Linked DNA regions of Homo sapiens: region 1 is linked to region 2. A link is an interaction called in ENCODE POLR2A ChIA-PET data of the cell type or tissue named here. Cell type or tissue: PC-3. All regions are shown on one strand. Each heading gives the region's core, and the rest is flanking DNA. Links, peaks and the distances in the headings are about the cores only.

Region 1 (5,389 bases), core at 151-5,150, 280 kb after region 2:
GAGTGAGACTCCGTCTCAAAGCCACTACACTCCAGCAGGGGTGACAGAGTGAGACTCAGTCTCAAAGCCACTACACTCCAGCAGGGGTGACAGAGTGAGACTCCATCTCAAAAAAAAAAAAAAAAAAAAAAAAGAAAAGAAAAAGAAAAAGAAATGCATCAGTCTATATAACCTGAAAGTCATTTTTTTTTTCTGGAATAGTCATTTCTTTGTTTTGCTCTAAGAATAAACTTGTTTTTACAGAGCCAGAATGCATTGCTCTCTAAAGATCAAGTTTTAGCAATCTTAGACTAAACAAATGAGCTTAACTTAAGAACTTGTGGCTTTCACCACAGCTTCTTCTCCCTGTACTTATGAGTTCATTATTTATACTCTATTCTGGGGAAAATTAAGTAATGCAAGTAAGGACTGCTTATTCTAGAATATATTAGGAAAGGGGAGATTTTAGCATGTGTTCCTCCTAAGTCCTCTTAGAAGAATTTGCACTTTAGGATCATGCACACTTCCCAGGGCTGGTGTGAAAACACACTCAAAACGTTCAGGTCTTCACAGAGATATGTCAGGTACTAATCTCAGCTCTACACCCTCAGTTCCAAAGTTCTATTGAAACTGTGCTGGGTGAATCTCATTGACCTTTTAGAAAAGCCCAATGCTTATACAGAGAAGTAGGATGTAAGTATCCTAGACCCCTTTTCCTAATAATACCTTTCACTAAGGTTGAGGTATTCTGCTAGTTGGTTGATGACGGGGACTAAAGAGGCAAGACAGTTCATCGGTGGTGATTGCTAGAATGCCAGATCCAACTGAAGGGAGAGAGGAATAGGCAGAGCTGGGTTTCTTCTCTCCTGACTATACAATTTCTACATTTGGTTTCCTTCAATATCTTTTCACCAGCTTTCCACTTCCAGCTAAGATAGAATAATAGAGATTGAACTTACCCTCTTGTCAAAAACAAACAAGAAAACAAAGCAAAATATATGAAACAATGGTTTTTAAGACACTGGACATCAGGCAATGACCCAACTGTGCTGAAAAAGAAAGCTTAAGAATATTTATAGGAATACAAAAATATACAGACCCCCAAAATATAAAATTCACAATATTTGGCATCCAATCAACAACTAGCAGTCATTCCAAGAAACAAGAAGATATGAGTCATAATGAGAAAAATAATCAATGGAAACTGACCCAAAATTGGGTCAAGATAAGTACATCAAAACAGTTATTATAACTATATTCCATATCTTCAAAAAGCTAAGTAGAGTATCTTTAAAAGAATCAAATCAGACTTCAGGAGAGGAGAGCTATAATGGCTAAAATATTAAAATATAATAAATAGGATAAATAACAGATTAGACATTACAGAAAAAAAAAGATCAGTATACTTGAAGACATATAATAAAAGTCACCCAAAGTGAACGATAGAGAAAAATTAAAAAGAGCATAAGTGAAGTTGGGACAACTTCATGCAGCTTTATATGCATGTAATTAGAGTCTCTAAAGGGAGGGTAGAAAAATATCTAAATAAATAATGGCTAAAAATTTTCCGTATTTGTTGACATTTTAAACCCACAGATACAGTAAACACAATGAATTCCATACACAGGAAACCTGGAGAACAGTACAGCAAGGCTCATCATAATTAAATTACCTAAAAGGAGTGATTAAAGAAATACTTCAAAAGCAACCAAAGGAAAAAGAAAAAAATGCCATAGATGAATAAAAATAAATGGACAACAGATTCATTAATGTAACAGATTTATTTATGTAAGAATCAATGCAAAATATGTATGTCTGTTCCAGTATGGAGGGTTTTGCTGGCTTTGCTTCCTGCTTTGCCTTCTTTGACACTACTCCAAAGAGGATGTTGGAGCACCTCATTACCGCCTCACAAAGCAGGATGTCCAGGCTCCCTACTTAACTTTTGCTGGCATGGCAAAGTTTTTTTGTTTGTTTGTTGTTGTTTTTGTTTTTGTTTCCGTGGTGTTTGGGTGGAGCATAGTGATAGTTGTCTAAAGTGTTCTGTCTTGCCAGGTTCCTCCCCTCCCGATCCTTTGGGTGAAGAAGGCAGGCTTTTTGTTTGTTTGCACCCATTGGTGTTTCCGGATCACTGGTTCTTCAAACTCCACGTTTGTGATATATAGAAAAAAAGAAAACATTTAGAACTCACCAATTTATCGTTCTTTGGGTCCTGAGTTCCCTAGGCAGCCTGCCTTCTCTTCACCTTTCAGGGTCTTTTATATTTGCTTTATATAAAATGCACAGGGTTTTTAGCTGTATGTCATTGGACAAACATGAAAGATACATTTACTTCATTTTCTAGAAGCAAAAGTCTTGACAACTCATTGTTAACAAAATTGCAAACTTAAATCAGTGAAGAAAAAATAGTCTCTTCCAAAATGTTGCTGGAACATTTGGGAGTCCACATGCAAAAAAATAAACTCGATCCATAACTCACATCACATAATAAAATTATCTGGAAATGTAGATTAAAGTGTAAAACCTAAAACTATAAATTTTTAGCAGAATACATAAGAGAAAATATATATGGCCTAGGCTATTTAAAAAGTTTTTAGATATAATATCGAAAGCACAATCCAGGAAAGAACAGACTGATAAATTGTACTTCTTAAAACTTTTTCTTTTCAAAAGTTACTGTCATGAGGAAAAAAAAAAGACAAGCCACAGAAATAGACAAAATATTTGTACAGCACATATATGGTAAAGGACTTTTATCCAAAACATGTAAAAAATGCTCAAAACTCTATAAGAGAACAAGCAAATCAAAAAAAAAGGGCAAAAGATTGGAAAAGATGATTCACAAAGGAAACATACAAATGAAAAATAAGCACATAAAAAGGTACTTGTCATCATTATTCATTGGGAAAATAAGAATTAAATTGCAATGAATACTACTATGTATATATGAGACTGGTTAAAATTAAAAAGACTGACCACAGCAATTGTTGATGAGAAACTGGAACTCTCATATACCTTATGTTCACTATATAAAATTGTACAATCACTTTGGCAAACAGTGATAATTTTTTATAAAGTTAAATATGTTGTATGATTCAACTCTTCCACGTCTATGTACGTACTTAAGAGAAATAAGGCTTATGTGAATACAAACACGTGTACACAAATGCTTATAGCAACTTTATTTGTAATAGTCAAAAATGGAAAACTACTCAAATATCCACTAACAAATGAATTGATAAATTGTGGTGTATCCATACAATGGAATAGCACTCTGCTATGAAAGGAATAAACTAAAACATGCAACAAAATGGGTAAATCTTAAAATAATTTCATAGTTGCAGAAGCCAGCAAAAGAAAAAAAATACTGTTGATACAGTTGTGGGTTGAATTGTGTTTCCCAAAAAAAGATGCTGAAGTTCTGATCCCATTACATGTGAATATGACCTTACTTTGTAATAGCATCTTTGCAGTTTTATTAATAATTAAGTTAAAACTATGTCATGATAGGTTAGAATGGGCCCTAAGTCTAATGACTATTATCTTTATAGGAAGAGGGAGATTTGAAGATACAGAGGAGATAGAAGGGAAAAGGCTGTGTGAAGACAGAGTCTGTAATTAGAGTTAGGCTGCCATAAGGCAAGGAATGCCAAGGATTACTGGCAACTACCAGAAGCCAGAAGAGGCAAGGAAGGATAGATACTTCTCTAGAGCCTTTAGAGGTAGCAGAGTCCTGCTGACACCTTTCCTTCAGACTTCTAGCCTCCAGAAGAGTGAGAGAGTACATTTCTGTTGTTTCAATTCACCCAACTTGTGGTACTTTTAAAACCCTAGCCCCAGGAAACCATTGCAAGTACCTACCATATGATTCCATTTATAGACAATTTTTAGGCAATGACTGAAAGCAGATTAGTGGTTGCCTGGGGGCAGGGGTGAGGAGAGGCAGGTAGGGAGCAGAAGGAGAGATTTCAAAAGCGCATGAAGAAACATGATGTTCATGGATATATTTATTATATCTTGCTTGTGATGATGGTTTCATAGGTGTATACACATCAAAACTTAACAAACTTTATACTTCAGGTAGGTGCAGTTTATTGTATGCTGATTGTACTGTGATTAAAAAGAAAAAGATCTCATTGCTGTGATTTTCAGGACAGCCTTTTTCTTTTTCTGACTGTCTTATAGAAGTTAGTCATGAATTCTCATAGATGGCAGAGTATACATAAGGGGTTGTAAAGTAATGTCATGTAAGCTAGATTTGGCATGAAGTCCTATTGGCTGGCCCTATTGTATTTTAAAAATCAGGGGCCAGGCGTGGTGGCTTATGCCTGGGGCTTTGGGAGGCCCAGGTGAGAGGATCACTTGAGGCCAAGAATTTGAGACTGCACTGAGCTATGATCGTGCCACTGCACTACATCCTAGGTTACAGAGCAAGAACTTGTCTGTAAAAAATAAATACATAAATAAAATCAGGAGATTACACATAAAATTTTATTATTCTTGATGCTTTAAAAAAAGTAATTAACTCTAACCACACTGAGTCCTCCTTCCTGTATGGCAACAATTGGCTGTTGCTGGGTAGCAGTTGCCACTTTAGATTGTGCATGCATTTTCCAGTTTTCCTTAGTCCCTGCCTGTTACCTGCCTCTCCTTATAGATATTTGAGTTATATGACTGCTTTCTGCTCCAAGTTCGTAAGGAGAAAGAAACTGATTTTCATTTACCAGGCTGCTTCGGTCACTGTACAGTTTGTATTACACATTGTTATTTAGAGTAGTGTCAGTTTCTTTACTCCTTTCTTGCCCTTCCTTCAGACCCAACTTTCAAAACAGGTACCCTTGTGTCAGCTTGCATAGCTACACATGGTCCTCAGTGACTTTGAAATGATCAGTTGTAAGGGCTTGATTGAATACTTCTTTTTCCATAGGGGATCCTTATCTCTCTCTCTATCCATCATAATAAAAAGAACAATCTAAAATAAGCTCTATAAATAAAAATTCATATAAGTGTTAAGCATAATTCATCGAATTTAAATTAAACCCCTAAAATTGTACTGAAAATGGAATTTATTGTATGTCTCTTTGTTTAAAAATTACTATCTTGACTCGTATTGGACATTAAGCCCTCAATGGAATTTATGATTTGGAATTAATGGTATTGCTCTCTAGTGCTGCAGTTATCATACCCTTCGCCTTCCCACAGGAGCACAGGACCTAAAGCCTTTGAGGATAAGTTTCTTGCATTTGCTTTGCAGTCTTTTTTTTTTCTTTATATGTTCACTGTAAAATATGTGCCAAGAACGGACAATATAAGAATATGTAATTCTTGGAAAATAATTCCCCTTTGTCATTTTAATTTGGCATTGAGACTTTCATTTCTATCAGCTGGAAAAAGTGAAAACTAATCTTTA
Region 2 (5,389 bases), core at 333-5,332:
GACTCTTGCTACATTCCTGACCCAGGATATGTCCTGAAGGTCATTGCTTGTCCTTTTGAATGTCTAAGGTGCAGTCACCCCTCTGTATCCATTGCTCTTTTCTGAACAAGTCCTACTATATCTTTTTCCTAGGTTATCTTTGAGCCAAATCCTTCCTTTCTGAGTAGTAATATATCCCCATGATCTGTTTGCCTCTATCACTCTCCAACTGTCAACGGATGTGAGACATCACTTGAAATTGTGCTCCAGTGACTCTTTAAGCACTTTTCTTGCCTGCCATCTGTTCAGCTACTGCAATATGTCCAGGAACTGCCTTGATGTCTTAGTCTGGTTCGGTGTCAGCACATGAACTGCCCAACTGAGTTTATTTACATGGCTTCTGTTCCTGAGGATTGGATCTGCTCCAGGAACCCTGTGTTGGTTAGTGACTAGGAGCTGTCACTTGATGTTTATTGGAGCATGTGTCACTGATTCAGAGGATGAACTTGATGACAACAGAAGGCCCAGCTCTCACACCTCAACAGGTAAGCACACTGTGCCATGAATTTTAAATATTTTGCATTGTCTGAAATTTAGTGCCAGCTTATGGGTCTTTGTCAAAAATCCACAAATTCCTTAGTTTAGATTCCCAAGTCCTATTTAGTATTTATTCTGAAATGATCTTACTTTGGGTTTAATCTATGATCTAATCATGGGTAAAGTAGAGAGTCTACCAAGAAAAGTGGAGCAGATCTTCATTACCCTTTCCTCACATGTCAGAGATACCTCAAATACCATTAGCAACCTGTTTCTCACAAATGAAAATGTGTGTTTATGGCCTTAACCTGAAAGAAAGAGCTTTCTACAATGTTGCCTTCAGTTGCGCGTGTGACTGTCTCAATGAGACCCATGAGAATCTCAAGTGTGGATTTGAGGACAACCTCTGACCACTCTGACTTTAACGTCTCATTACAAAGCTATTGCTTAAATGTTTAATGTGCAATTTTACAATAGACAAATCCACCCTTCAGTAGAGTCCATCTAAATACTTTATTAACCTCCTTCCCAGCCACACCTCCTGGGAATCCAAGGCACTGTGGAGCTATCTTTTATAAAGGAGATTTTCTTTCTTGCAGAAAATAATGGTGACCAGTTTGTGAACTCCAGAGAAAGAAAACTTGGATCAGAGAAATAAAAGTGGTAAAATAGAGCATGATTTTCATTAGGGCAAATTCAGTCGCAACATAAGGCTGTCTTACTTTGAATATGCCAAGTGACTCTAACCAGTATTCTGAGTGGTGCAACTAAGGCCAAAAAGTCATCGAAACCATCAATGACCTGAACATCATTAGGTAATAAACATATTTTTTCTTATTCTCTACATGAACTGGCTGTTTGCATTTTTCCCAAGTAATTTCTTTCATGAACTATTATTACTTCTGTTTAGTTTCATCTCAGGTCAGTTTGGGCTTCAAAATTCTCAGATTTTGAACTTTATAATGGACAAAGTTTAGAGAGAAAATGGCTTTTGAGTCTTTTCTCAAAAGCCTAGGTTTTGAGTGTCAAAGCAAAGGCCATAAAGGACCAGGTCACAATGCATAAATACAGAAGAATAAGACTTCAGCCAAGCCAAGTTTTCAAGTCCTCTCACACTCAGGCTCAAGTCCAGATCAGAGGCAGTTTTCCAGGCTAGAAGGGGAGAAGAAATGGGGGTAGGAGGAGGGTGAAGAGAAGATTTTACATATTGGTGTGTCCCTGGGCTGGGGGTTGGGTGTATGAATGGGAAGATAAAGGCCACTCCTCACATAGACTTGGAGCAATTTGAGAGCACAGGACTAATGAATTGTTTTCTAGGTGGACCCCAGCAAGGGAGCCCACCTCATTGAGGTCATAGGTGGGGCCTACCTTGGGAGAAGTAGAGTAGAAAGAGGGGTGTGAGGTGCCCACACAGATGAGCCTGAGGCAACTTTTCCCATACACCCTGGTGTGACTCCTGGTAGAGAGACAGGCAAGATAGCCAGCAGACCCAAGAGGGCTTGCGGTATACAAACCATGAGAACACGGTGGTCATCTGCTTGGATCAAGGATGAGAAAGTATCCAGGATGTAGATCTAGCCTTGAACTGTAGACAGAGGACAATGAGAGAGCACATGCCCCCACTTTCCACCAATACTACCACACCTGGAATGTAGACTATCCCCAAGAAAAGGGAGAGAGAAACACTTTGAACTGACTGAGGATAACTCGAATTGACTAAGAAAACCTTGAGACTGGGCACAGTGGCTAATACCTATAATCCCAGCACTTTGGGACACCAAGGTAGGAGGATTGCTTGAAGCCAGGAGTTCAAGACCAGCCTGGGAAACATAGCAAGACCCTGTGTCTACAAAAAATAGAAAAATTAGTTGGGTGTGGTGGTGCACACCTGTAGTCCCAGCTTCTCAGGAGGCTGAGATGGAAGGATTGCCTGAATTCAGGCATTTGAGGTTATAGTGAGCTATGATTGCACCACTGCACTCCAGCCTGGGCAACAGAGTGAGACCTGTCTGTAAAGAAAATAATAATAAAAGAAAAAAAAAAAGAAAACCTTGAATTGAAACTAAGAAAGATTTTTGGTTTTGCCCCCAGGCATAATGGTGATTTGAGTTGAAAAATAAAGTTACATGGCTTATACACCCAAGTTTGTTGACTGATTTATGTGTGTGCCTGTGTGTGTCTGTGTGTTTATAAAATGTATAGAAAAAAAAGAAATACATAAAAACCCTTTTAAAAATCTGGGTGGGGAGGTGATAGGTAAGTAGACCCTTGGCTGGGTGCAGTGGCTCATGCCTGTAATCCCAGCAGTTTGGGAGGCCGAGGTGGGCGGATCACGAGGTCAGGAGATCGAGACCATCCTGGCCAACATAGTAAAACCCTGTCTCTACTAAAATACAAAAAATTAGCTGGGCGTTGTGGCAAGCACCTGTAGTCCCAGCTACTCGGGAGGCTGAGGCAGGGGAATCACTTGAACCCAGGAGGCGGAGGTTGCAGTGAGCCAAGATCCCGCCACTGCACTCCAGCCTGGCAACAGAGCAAGACTCCATCTCAAAAAAAAAAAAAAAAAAAAGATACGTAGACTCTTCTACAGAGAGATTCATCAATGTGTTCAATGTCACAGAGGTGACAGAGCTGGGAGGTGAACTAAGGTCAAATAACATGACCATGCTGTTTATTCTATCTACTCTTCCTCTCTAGATGGCTAAAGAAAATCCCAGGTAAGTCTCTTGTGGCTAAGGCATAATAAAGACAATCAGACTGTGAATTGTGTTGTCACCTGCACTTTGATTGAGATACATTGATTCAATCTGGCCACAGCCCAGTTGAATCCATTTAAGAAATGAGAATAATTAGCATACTCAGATTCGAACACTTGCCGACTCCTCTGGGACACAGAATGCAATCCCTGACAAAATCAGCATTAATATATGAGACAGCCACACTTCCTGTCCTTTTGGTAAAATAAAAATGAAAATAAATTCTCTTCTTTTTCTCTGTTCCCAAAAGAGAAAGCAATCGTTGAGAATCAGCTACCTAAATGAAAATCTTGCTAATGGTTAAAGCTTCTGCAATCAATAATGTGAAGCAGCAAAGTGAACAATAGACCCCTAAAGTCCTAAAATAAAAAGGACTCCTGTCCTTTGGGGAATTCTAGGAATTACTCAATAAGTAATATTTTGTTCAACCCCAGAATCCTAGATTTAAAAAGCTGTACTATTAGTAAAATTAGATTTGCATTAACACTTCAATGAGCCTAGGAAAAGTAATGTTGGAGATGAAGTCTTTTTTCATGGTCTGCCCAACAAAGCCCAGGGCAACGAGTCCTGTGAGTTAATGTCCAGCACAGTACCTGGCATACACGAGTTCAGGAACTGCTGAATGAATGAATGAATAAATGAATGAAGCAATGAGCCAGATAAAAGCTAGAAGGAAAATAGGATTCTGTAAACTCATTCAAACCATAGGCTTCCTTTTGATTTCATGGTCACCAAATAAGTCTTTGAATGACTAATTTGATTTCTCAGGTATAATAATTCAGTGACTGGATAAATTGAGTGGATGCCTCATAAATACTGCCAACAGTATAACGTTAGTGTGTAAGATTATGGGCTTTAGAGTAATAGAGACATGAGTTCAAGTCCTTGCTCTGCTATTTGCTACCATGTGACATTGAGCAAGCTACTTAGCCTCTCTAAGCGTTAATTTTTTTCAATGGTAATTGTAACTGGGCCATTTTCAGATTTTTTTTCCAGCTTATCTGTTCTTTCCCATGTGCTGTCATTTCCCTATTTGAAAATAATGACATGAAATATCAAACAGTTATGGGTTATGCAAACAACTTCCCATGTTATAGTTAACGGAAAATGCTTTTATAGAAATCCATACCCTTGTATATGTTGTGTTCTTTTTTTGGAACCTCCCATTTGGCTCATTGAACTTCTAACAATTCTTTAAAACCTATGTGTCTCTCTCTCTGGAAAGTTTACTCTGTTCCTAACTCTCTACCTCCTCCTGACACTAAATTTAGTCTCCCCTTGTCCCACATTCTTCTTTGTACCTGCTTGTAATAATTTATCACCTACTTCCTTCTATCTATTTGTTTATTTGTTTATTTCTCTTCTAGAATGGGAGTTTTCTAAAAGTAAGAACCATGTCCTCTTTGCCTTTATACACTAGCATTGTGTCAAGTGTTCGATTATTCATTAAACAAACATTTACTAAGCATCGGCTACATAGCAGTCACTATTTTAGGGATTTGGATTCACAGATGAACAAGATAAAATCCTGACCTCCTAGAATTTATGCTCTAGTGAAAGCAGATGTTTAGTAAACGTTGAACAGGTACAGAGCACACACTCAATAGAGGGCTCTGTGGAAGTAACTACCCCTTCTTTCATTGTTTACCTAAATTTCTGGGGTATTTTTTTAAACAATAGTGAGAAGATTGAAGATGGAGAAATCTCTTTTCTATTTGTTCTTAGTTCTCATAATGTTCAAAATAAATGACTATGGTAGGTAATATCACAAAAGACGAATATCTCACAGTTCTGTGCTTCTGCATATGAAGGCGAGGGTAGTTAATTGGCTCATAATCAGTTCTTGAGCAAAGGGCTAACATGATAATGGGCCAGTAATGAGATGACTCTCCTGAGCTAGGCTGTCAGCTAATCACATCTGGTTTGTAAAGTATTAATCAGCTCTGAGTCAGTGGGTAGGGAACATTAAGAATGCAGTTACTTCCTAAATAAATTATTTCCCACTTTCTCTGACAATCATTACTGGTGTATTTGAAAGAATTATTTTAATACACTAAGTAGAGCAAAGCTCTAATAATATTCTTTGATTAAAATACCAAGTTACAATATTTTATATT

Evidence for each region. ChIA-PET counts read pairs that join two places held together with the same protein. Peaks named below come from ENCODE experiments on the same cell type or tissue, not always from the same donor. Only the 100,000 strongest peaks of a DNase experiment are listed, where the experiment ranks them.
Region 1: POLR2A ChIA-PET joins it to region 2 with 9 read pairs; 1 of 35 experiments calls an interaction of 5 or more read pairs at or near these places.

What each region holds. Positions count from the first base shown.
Region 1 is chr3:144,008,659-144,014,047 of GRCh38, forward strand. No RefSeq gene overlaps it. Among named protein-coding and RNA genes, the nearest start is that of DIPK2A, 40 kb to the left of the region's middle. In PC-3, for the core only: no CTCF peak of the experiment used is centred there; a DNase peak (open chromatin) is centred at 2,923; H3K4me3 peaks cover 408 bases; H3K27ac peaks cover 2,542 bases.
Region 2 is chr3:143,731,668-143,737,056 of GRCh38, forward strand. All of the region lies in intron 4 of SLC9A9 (solute carrier family 9 member A9), which reads right to left. Among named protein-coding and RNA genes, the nearest start is that of SLC9A9, 110 kb to the right of the region's middle. In PC-3, for the core only: no CTCF peak of the experiment used is centred there; no DNase peak of the experiment used is centred there; H3K27ac peaks cover 1,233 bases.